2 separate regions of the Homo sapiens genome follow, and region 2 is linked to region 1. A link is a contact called in ENCODE Hi-C or POLR2A ChIA-PET data. All regions are on one chromosome and are shown on one strand. Each heading gives the region's core, a stretch centred on a gene start or an enhancer-like site at or near the end of the contact. The rest is flanking DNA. Distances are from core to core; before and after follow the strand shown. Region 1 holds the start of KNL1 (kinetochore scaffold 1). Region 2 holds the start of CTDSPL2 (CTD small phosphatase like 2).

Region 1 (5,011 bases), core at 1,412-3,911:
TCCTGCCTCAGCCTCCCAAGTAGCTGGGATTACAGGCATGCGCCACCACGCTTGGCTAATTTTGTATTTTTAGTAGAGACGCAGTTTCTGCATGTTGGTCAGGCTGGTCTCAAACTCCTGATCTCAGGTGATCTGCCTGCCTCGGCCTCCCAAAGTGCTGGGATTACAGGTGTGAGCCACCGTGCCCGGCCCAAAAGCAAGTATTTTTTATTAAAGTACTACAGGAAATGAGGGTGACAGGGTATAAACTGATTCCAAAGTTTCAGAAGTTGTGCAGTGTCCAACAGGCACAGATATCCAATCAGTAAGTGTGATTATTTAATAATAAAATTTTGGCCAGGCACAGTGGCTCACACCTGTAATCCCAGGACTTTGGGAGGCCAAGGCAGGCGGATCCCGAGGTCAAGAGTTCGAGACCAGCCTGGCCAACGTGGTGAAACCCCGTGTCTACTTAAAAATATAAAAATTGGCTGCGCATGGTGGCGGGTGCCTATAATCCCAGTTACTGCGGAAGCTGAGGCAGGAGAATCATTTGAACCCAGGAGGCGGAGGCTGCAGTGAGCCAAGATAGCACCACTGCACTCCAGCCTGGGTGACAGAGCGAGACTCCGTCTCACAAAAAAGAATAAATAAATAAATAAAATTTAAAATATCATATTTTCCTTCAATTTCTGTATTTTTTTAAATGGCTACTAAGTTTGGGACATATATACTTAATGTTTGGACCCAACCACTGTACTCAATAAATAGACTGTTAGGTATTTCTTTGATCTCAGGGTGCCATGCATCAAGAAAATTTGGGAACCACTACTCTAAATAATCCGTAGGTCCTCAAACAGCGACTGAGCCCAATTAGCCTTTGAGCTAAGAGTGTTTTTTTACCCTTTTAATGGATTGTAGAAAACAAGGCAAGCAATAACAACTAAACAAAGAATATGTGACAAAGACCATGTAGCCTGCAAAGCCTGAAATATTTACTATCTGGCTCTTTGCCCACTCCTACATTTATACGACCGATATCTAGAGTTAGTATTTTCCGGGATTGTAGGAGGATAAGAGTGAAATGACAGAGACTCTAGACCTGTGCTGTCCAATATAGTAGTTATTTACATTTAAATTAATGAAAATAAAATAAAATTTAATAATCAGTTCTTTGGTCACAATAATGACATTTCAAGTGCTCCATAGTCCCATGTCGCTAATGGGTAGTATGTTGGAGTGCACATATAAAACATTACCATTTTCACAGGAAGCCCTGTTGGACAGCACTGCTTTACTGGCAATATCTAGAGTCAGTATCTTTTACAGTCTATTATTTAACATCGAACACATCATTAATACTACCATTCCAAACATTTTAATTCAATTTACATGTATTTATCATCTTGTAAAGATTTCCAGCCATTCGCAAAGTCAAGAATTATACTGCTTTGACCCTAACCTTTAATTACCAAAATTTTACCACATATTAACTCCCATCTGTAAATCATCTCTCCAACCAACGTCCACCTCAAATGCGGTCTTCTCCACAAATCCATCACCAAAAGCATCAAATAAGCTCTCCCTTTTCCGTGCTCCCACACCACTTTAGAATGTCCTATAATCTTTTACATTCTGTCTTGTATTCTAGTTATTTGTGTATATTAGTTATTTCCCTTTGTAAACCCCTCTAGGTTTGGGAATCATCTGTCCCCGGCCCTATCACAGGATAAGGAACCCAATAAATATCTACAGGATTCGACGGAAGTGAAAACATCAATTTTAATATCTAGACTGGAATAAGCTTCTGCTTTGGTCTTCATCCACATCCTTTATCTGTTAATGCCTATTAAACCTATCTGTAAAATTCCAATCGGCAATACTTTTTCCTCCCTCAAACTTGAGTATTTAAATAAACGTGAAGAATAAGGGCTTAAATCCTGAGGAATAATGAACAGAAGAGGATTTTTAAAAACTAATTTGCGCAGTACTAATATTGACTTCATTTGTTAAGGTTATTATACTTGCAGAAAACGAAAAATCTGTTACGTGCGGCCAGCACTCCGAGCAGACACCTTAAACCACGAAGAGCTGAGAATTTTAAAATCACTCATTGCTGTCACTTCATTTAGAGCCAAAAAAAGCTTAAGTGAGAAATACAAACAGCCGAGAGGTCCCTAGGGAAGAGCGGCAGGGGTGCAAGAAGAGTCCGCGAGCCCTGACAGAGGACGGCAGGGCGGGGCGGAAGAGGACGCCAAGAGAGCGACGGACAAGCAACCCGAGCCGGGTGGCCGGAGGGGCCGAGGTGCAGGCGGAGAAGTGTTAGGGAAGCGGGAGGCGGCACAACGTACAGGCCGAGGAGGGGAAAAAGGGCACAGTGTGCCCGGCCCGGGGCAGGGGCGTCTACTCGGCCCGGCGCTAACGGAGGCCGCCAGGCTGAGGGAGCGTACCCTACCTCCCACCGCAGGAACTTCAGGGCGCCCAGACAAAACCCGAAGCCTTCCCTGAAGCCCAGAACGAAAGAGTCATTCTCTTTACCTGCCGCGGCAAACCTCCTCGACAAATTTTGCGCAGACTTGTTTGGGGTCCACACGCTCTGAGTTTCCTTAGAGCGGAAACAGACAGCCGCCTCTAGCAGTCCGCTCACAACGCCCGGCTCGCCTCAGTGAAGTATTCAAATCTAACCGCCTAGGTGATGCGCACGCGCAAAGCGGCTCTACGCGTCGGCTCCGCCCCTTAGGTTCCAGACCAACCCTATTTCTAAGACTCCTTTAGGGAAACTACTTTCCCAGACTCCGTGCCAATTTTATTTCCTTCAGCTTTATCTCTTTTTCGACCGAATTTCCTCTGCCCCTCCCCAGTGGAGACCTCCCCCACAATCGTGGGAGCGGCCATCTTCTTTCGATTGCTTGCTATGGAAGTGATTGGACTTTGGCTTCCGTACAAAATGGCGGCTTCCATAACATTGCGTCACAGCCCCTTGATATTACTCCCTATAGCAATCAGGAAACAGTAACTTACCGGGACGAGGTGGCCGAGTGGTTAAGGCGATGGACTGCTAATCCATTGTGCTCTGCACGCGTGGGTTCGAATCCCATCCTCGTCGATGTGGTGGCTTACTTTTGCTTGTAACCAAAGTAAATTTGCAGAGCAGAATAAATTTTTTAATAACCAAAGTAAATTTGCAGAGCAGAATAAATTTTTTAATAACCAAAGTAAATTTGCAGAGCGGAAAAACTTGAATACTTATTATTTATTACTCAATTAATCTGGCACCATCAGTTTCAGGCCTGAAATGTTGAAATACAGTATTTGGAACGTTCTGACATCACAGATAAAGAAAAGGGAGGGAAAGAGACTTTCCAGGAATCAGAAATCATGCTGGATTTAATTTCTTTTTATATGGAGTTAACAACAGTGAATAGAATTCCACAATTATTACCATCCCATATGTTCCAATGCTGCTCTGTTCCAACTTTAACACAGCTCCTAACTGAGGAGTTTCAATTATTGTAGACTGTTACTCTGGGGTTTTTAACACCTGTCCTGATTATGAGATACCAGGTTTCACTTCAAAAGCTACCATGAGACACTTTATCCGGTATTTATTATCTACAGGCACCACATGTTTTACATGAATTACATCACTATAACCCTTGATCATGACAAATATTTTTATTACTCCATTTTACAGATGAGGAGACTGAAAGATTAGCTTGCCCGAGGTTATACAGCTTCTAAATTGAAGAAAGGAGAGTGTAACCCAAATCTACTAGACGCTGGCTTAATCACCCTTCTAATCTGTGCTGTAGATTAATAATTAGTATTTATCAATCCTACACTGTGCTGTAGATTAATAATCAGTATTTATCAATCTTTTGCAGTCATGGTTTACAGATTGTCTCCTCCACAAGGCTGTCTGCATTGCACCATGCTCCACAACACGGCCTCTGGCAGGTGCTTCAGCAAGGTTTGGGCACTGAGTATGGAAAGCAGTGGCCCCATTCTCTGCTGGCTCCAGTGGCTTCTTTCTGTTACAGATCCAAATCCGTTGGGAATGTTGATACCTCCTTGGGCTCAGGACATTGAGTCACCCTTCCTTAGCCTTGCTCTCCAATGCATTCTCTACCCTGCTGCTAGGAAGGGTTTCTGCTGGGTTCCACGCATTTCCAAGGGGTCCATGGATAGAATTCAGTGGGTTATTTGGTTCAGAAAAAGATTTCATCCTTATTTCCACACTCCCTAATTGAAAGCACATCCTTCAATAACGGTAAGCAACTAACTACAGTAATATTAACCTTATCCATTATTTTGTCACCAATAGAAATCACAGATATTTTTATATCAGATTACTGTTATTGCTTTACGCTCATTGCTACTTCAAAATTGTGGTAATTTTTAGACCTGCTATTATGTCTTGTAATGTTATGCATTCATAAAGAAGTGCATGCATTAAGCTGGGCGCGGTGGCTCACACCTGTAATCCCAGCTCTTTGGAAGGCTGAGGTGGGTGGATCATTTGAGGTCAGGAGTTCAAGACCAGCCTGGCCAACATGGTGAAACCCCATCTGTACTAAAAATACAAAAATTACCCGGGCGTGGTGGCACGTGCCTGTAGTCCCAGCTACCGGGGAGGCCGAGGCAGGAGAACTGCTTGAACCCGGGAGGTGAAGGTTGCAGTGAGCCAAAATCATGCCACTGCATTCCAGCCTGGGCGACAGAGCAAGACTCCATTTCAAAAAAAAAAAAAAAAGTGCATGCATTATTATATTATTACATCACAAACTTTGAGAATATTTTGGCAACTATTCCAACAAAATTGGTTGCCTTTGTATTCTAACATATTTAATTTTATACATTTAAAAACAACATTCTGGCCAGGCATGGTGGCTCATGCCTGAAATCTCAGGAGCAGCCCTTGAGTCCGGGAGTTCAAAGACAGTCTGGGCAACATAGTGAGGCCCCTGTCTCTACAAAAAAATTTAAAAATTTAATCAAAATTTAAAAAAAATTCTGAGATGAGATCCTTAGA
Region 2 (4,728 bases), core at 1,173-3,672, 3.8 Mb before region 1:
ACAGTGGGAAAACAGTAACATTACCAGCTCAAGTTAAATGCACAAGAGACACTATGTAGAATGGAATCTTGTGAAACATACAAACCCTGACATTCCTATGCAATCCTATTTAGATTTTCTATATAGCTACAAGTCCACAAAGGTTAAGGACTACATCATTTATAGCTTTTACATTCTTTTTTTTTGAGACGGAGTCTCGCTCTGTCACCAGGCTGGAGTACAGTGGGGTGGTCTTCAGCTCACTGCAGCCTCCGCCTCCTGGGTTCAAGCGATTCTCCTGTCTCAGCCTCCCGAGTAGCTGGGACTACAGGTGTGCACCACCATGCCCGGCTAATTTTTGTATTTTTAGTAGAGATGGAGTTTCACTATGTTGGCCAGGCTGTTCTCGAACTCCTGATCTTGTGATCCGCCTGCCTTGGCCTCCCAAAGTGCTGGGATTACAGGCGTGAGCCACCCCACCCAGCCAGCTTATACGTTCTTTCAACTCTGAGAAAGCATTAAAAGAGTGCAAGTACTGAATGCACGTAGTACTAAACAATTTAGGAGAACTCTTGAAAACAAGGTCTACAATGCTCACTCAGCTAGCTGCAAACTAATTTTTATTAAAAACATTAACGCTATTAACTACCCAAAAAGGTCATTAAAATACAGACAAAACCTACACACTAGACCAATGATTTAAGATCCCTTTAAGTTGCATATTTGGCTCCATTTTTTAAATAAACTGACTCGGCAAGTAGTTAACGTGCCTGTACCTCCACTATTCTATTCGCCTTAGGAAAGTATGAAGCTCAACTTAATCCTAAAAAACTCCTTCACATAAGAGCTACCTTTTGCCTTGACTTTCTTTATGACCTTGGGCAAAGTCTACCAAATGAGGATTATAATAATGTTTGTGTGTTCCTGTTTATTATTGAAAATTAACCATAACATCGTGCAAACAATAGTGAAATTCTCTAAACTGGACCTATCCAGAACTGAAAACCTGAGTTATAAATATCAACTGATATTCAATGTGAACAGTTTTTAAAATTTTAATTTGATTAGTGAAAACAAAAAAACCTACAAAGATCCCAAATTCAACATGATTAATAAATTCCGAAAACACCAACAGCCTCCTTATTACTTCTCTTTATGAACAATTGGTCTGCAATGTAATTTAAAAAAAAGGAAAGAAAAAGTAAAGAAATATAGTAAAACTAGCTTTAACACGCCATTTCCCTTTTCTAAGAATAAAAAATGGACCAGGAACGAAAATTTAAAACTGGGCGAAGAATGGGGAGACAAAGCAATCTACAATTTGAAAATTACACAGATAAATCCATCATTTCAAGTCACTAATTTGTATACCCACTGAAGAAATTCATCTTGGTACTGCGTTACCAGCATTAGGAAGATAAATCCCTGCCTCGGAGGAACATCTACTGAGTACGTTTCATTTCAGGATCTCAGGTAAGTTTACGAGCTCTTAGATCTCTTTAGGTTTCCCTAAGGTACGCTGAAGTGTTTAACATCATTCACACATCCAGCCACCACTAGGGTGAGAAGTAAATAAACAAGATTTACTTATGCAATTATTTACCACAGAACTCTGGTCAAGAATGCAAAAGTAAACACCCATACAGACATTTAAAATCCAAAGAAAGCAGAGAATATTAAGGATAATAAGGTTCACTCTTTAACTGACCACTGTGGAAACCAGACGCCTTCCACATGGACTGTTCTTTACTACCACTCCCGATTTGAAAAAGTAACAATGTCAACTCGAGATTTTAACAGTACAAAAGATAAACAGAACTTAGTCAAATCCCTTCTTCCAGATTCTGAAAAGGTGTTTATAAGAACTGAGATAAGAGCAACGCCCCCCTAAAAGCACCCTACTCCAAAGAATGAAATGCTGAAAACATGAGGTGGGCCAAAAAGGTTAAAAAAAGCTAAACTTCTAACTTAATTACCCAGAGGTTGGGGACTAGGAACTTGAGATCGGAGTGGGGGTGGGTAGCAAAGTGAAATCTAACCCCAGAAATCACAACGCAGGCCGCAACCTAAGAGGTGAAGCTGGCGGGAAGTGAGCTCCCTTTCTGTTCCCAGGGGAAAGTCCAGACAGGAGCGGCTCCGCACAGTGGACGTACGAGGCGCCAAAGAGTGCATGCCTACCAAGGCGCCAGAGCCGCTGGAGGACCAGGTTTAGAAGGGGAGGAGATCCCGGCAGACGGCCCTGGAAGAGGAGGAGGACTGAGATTGGAAGCAGCGGCGGCGTCTGGACGAAGGGGATTACCTAACTGTGACGACAGAGAAGTGTCCTCAGGCTCCGGCGATGGTCCCGACTGCGCAATGTGTGGTGTCTTTCCCGCTTACCCCGCAGCAGCAACAGAACCAGCTCCTTCAGCCAGTCGCCATTTCCCGCCTACCGACCTGCTGCACCGCACGGACAGGGACCCGGATGGAAAGCGGCCTCTCCGCGCAGGCGCCCTGACTTCCTCCTCCCCCTCCCGCCACAATTCCGCGAGGTGGGAGGGAAGGAATGCGGGCAGCCACAACGGCAACAACAACCAAAAAAACACTTTTACTTCCGTGAAGAGCGTTGAAGTTCCTTACGCCGGAAGAAACTCTCTAGTCTGAATCCTGGAGAAAAACTGAACACAAGGCCTTAGTACTGGGTCGATTAAGAAAGGACAAAACCTATCAGGATGAGCAAGGGCCTGGGGGATATTTGTACATTAGGGGCCTCCGTAGCCGGCTGTGTAGTGGTCGCAGGGGGAGTAGGGAGTAAAGCGTTAGGAGTGGAGAGGCGGGGACCCGAAGGACGGTTTTTCCTCCCGCTCCTAACGGAACTGCTTGGGCAGAGCTGGGAGGGGGAGCGCGCCCTTGCCCCGGAGGCGGGGCTTAGGAACGCGTAGTGCACCCTGGCGGCTAGGGTTTAGTAACTGTGGGCGCGCTGGGTAGGTGGAGCTGAGGGGATAAGGCGGGACTAACGGCTTGGCGCGCTGGAGGAGGTAGTTCGTAGGGAGAGCTGCCTGAGGCCGGGAGAAAGCGAATCTGGCGCCTTTCCTGGGATTTCGGTGGCCCTTGAAGGTTCCCTTTCCAGCTCATTGCCTAGAGGGCGTAGCAGTCGCTTTTGGATCATAAATATTCATGCCCTTCGACTCAACCCTATGTTGGCGGTGATTCTGCAGGTTGAAAACTCGGATCTTTCAGGCCAGTGGGCTCCCACCTGCGACCCTAGGTCAAAGGACGGTCAGCTCCACAGAGTGAAAATGTATCAGTCCAGAGAATCCAGTTCTAGTGGGGTATCGGAAAACCAAGCCTAGTGTTTGGAAGAACATTTTTCACTGAAACTCCAAGCCACTCTCCTTATTCAATCAAGAAATATTTATTGAAAAAATAACTAGGTGCGACGGGTAAAACAGTGAGCCAGGCAGACACGGATACTGCCTTCCCCAAAGGTAATGATTTTTTTTTTTTTTCGAGACGGAGTCTTCACTCTGTCGCCCAGGATGGAGTGCAGTGGCGCGATCTCGGCTCAAACCTCCACCTCCCGGGTTCAAGCGATTCTTCTGCCTCAGCCCCCCGAGAAGCTGGGATTACAGGCGCGCGCCACCACGACCGGCTAATTTTTGTATTTTTAGTAGAGACGGGGTTTCACCACGTTGGTCAGGCTGGTCTCGTACTCCTGACCTCGTGATCCGCCCGCTTCGGCCTCCCAAAGTGCTGGTATTACAGGCGTGAGCCACCGCGCCCGGCCAAAGATCATAATCTATTGAAGAAGACACCCAAGTAAACAGAATTTAAAAACTGATAAAGCGAATACAAGGATGGCATGATAGGCGTTGTAAAACACATGAGAGTGCCGGCGAGGGGGTCTGGGAAGGTTTCGTAAGATAACATCTGAGACAAAAAGGAGGAGTGTGTGTTGCAGGGGAAGAGTGTCTGGGTAAAGGAAACAACAGACGGAAAAGTCCAAAGATGAGACTGTGTTGAGCCATTGGAGAAGTAGTTCTGTGCGCTAAGAAAAGAGGATGGGAGGGCAGGGGGAAGATGGCAAGAGAGGCTGAGAAGTAAGCAGAAATAACATACCGTTGTGAATCTCATTATTTCGAAGTATGGAGCAGGTGGGTTGTCTTCTGAAAACCTTGTATACTACAGATTCTTCTGTCAGAGTTCATTTGCACCCTAAATCTTCCTAGTGCAAAAATGCTCTGAATGCGACATTTATTGGGAGCTGGTGGTATACACAGCACAGAACTATTAATAGTAACAGTCCACACACACAAAAATAGATTCCTGAAAAGTTCAATGGAATCCAACAAATAATTAGTTTATCCAGAGTGTATCATGGAAAGCAGTAAAATACCAACTAAACAGTTACCCCATTATTACTAAAGTTTATTTTATTTATTTATTTATTTTTAGAGACAGGGTCTCACTCCATTCCCCAGGCTGAAGTAATTAAAGCTCATTGCAACCTCAAAATCCATGGTTCAAGCCATCTTCCTGCCTTGGCCTCCCAAAGTGCTGGGATTACGGGCCTGAGCTACTGCACACAGCCCCTAAAGTTTTGTTTTGCTTTTTGTTTAGAGACAAGGACTTCCTCTGTACCCCTGGCTTGAGTGCAGTGGCATGATCATAACTCACTGCATCCTTAAACACCTGGGCTCAAGTGATCCTCCCACCTCAGCCTCCCAGTACCGAGGACTGGCTAATAAAGTTATTTTTAAATCAGGTAAA

The links. A loop is a pair of places that touch in the nucleus more often than their neighbours do. ChIA-PET counts read pairs that join two places held with the same protein, here RNA polymerase II (POLR2A). Pooled maps may share reads with other maps.
Region 2: a loop to region 1 is called in a map of CD8-positive, alpha-beta T cell, with 7 times the contacts of the local background. The contact joins the promoter of CTDSPL2 here to the promoter of KNL1 in region 1. A Hi-C loop is called at or near these places in 1 of 168 maps with a recorded cell type or tissue (CD8-positive, alpha-beta T cell) and 4 of 50 pooled maps. POLR2A ChIA-PET finds 5 or more read pairs at or near these places in 1 of 52 experiments (CD8-positive, alpha-beta T cell).

What each region holds. Positions count from the first base shown.
Region 1 is chr15:40,591,899-40,596,909 of GRCh38, reverse strand. It overlaps KNL1 (kinetochore scaffold 1), which reads right to left and starts at 2,661. Exons shown (of 26, transcript NM_144508.5): 1 at 2,518-2,661. TRS-GCT4-2 (tRNA-Ser (anticodon GCT) 4-2) reads left to right here and starts at 3,004; the gene lies at 3,004-3,085. RefSeq lists enhancers at 2,182-2,501, 2,722-2,941 and a silencer at 3,062-3,111.
Region 2 is chr15:44,425,323-44,430,050 of GRCh38, reverse strand. CTDSPL2 (CTD small phosphatase like 2) reads right to left here and starts at 2,422. Exons shown (of 13, transcript NM_016396.3): 1 at 2,279-2,422. LOC124903479 (a long non-coding RNA gene) reads right to left here. Exons shown (of 3, transcript XR_007064605.1): 2 at 4,078-4,284; 3 at 3,734-3,757. RefSeq lists enhancers at 1,698-2,304, 2,369-2,748, 2,305-2,912, 3,029-3,258, 2,913-3,520.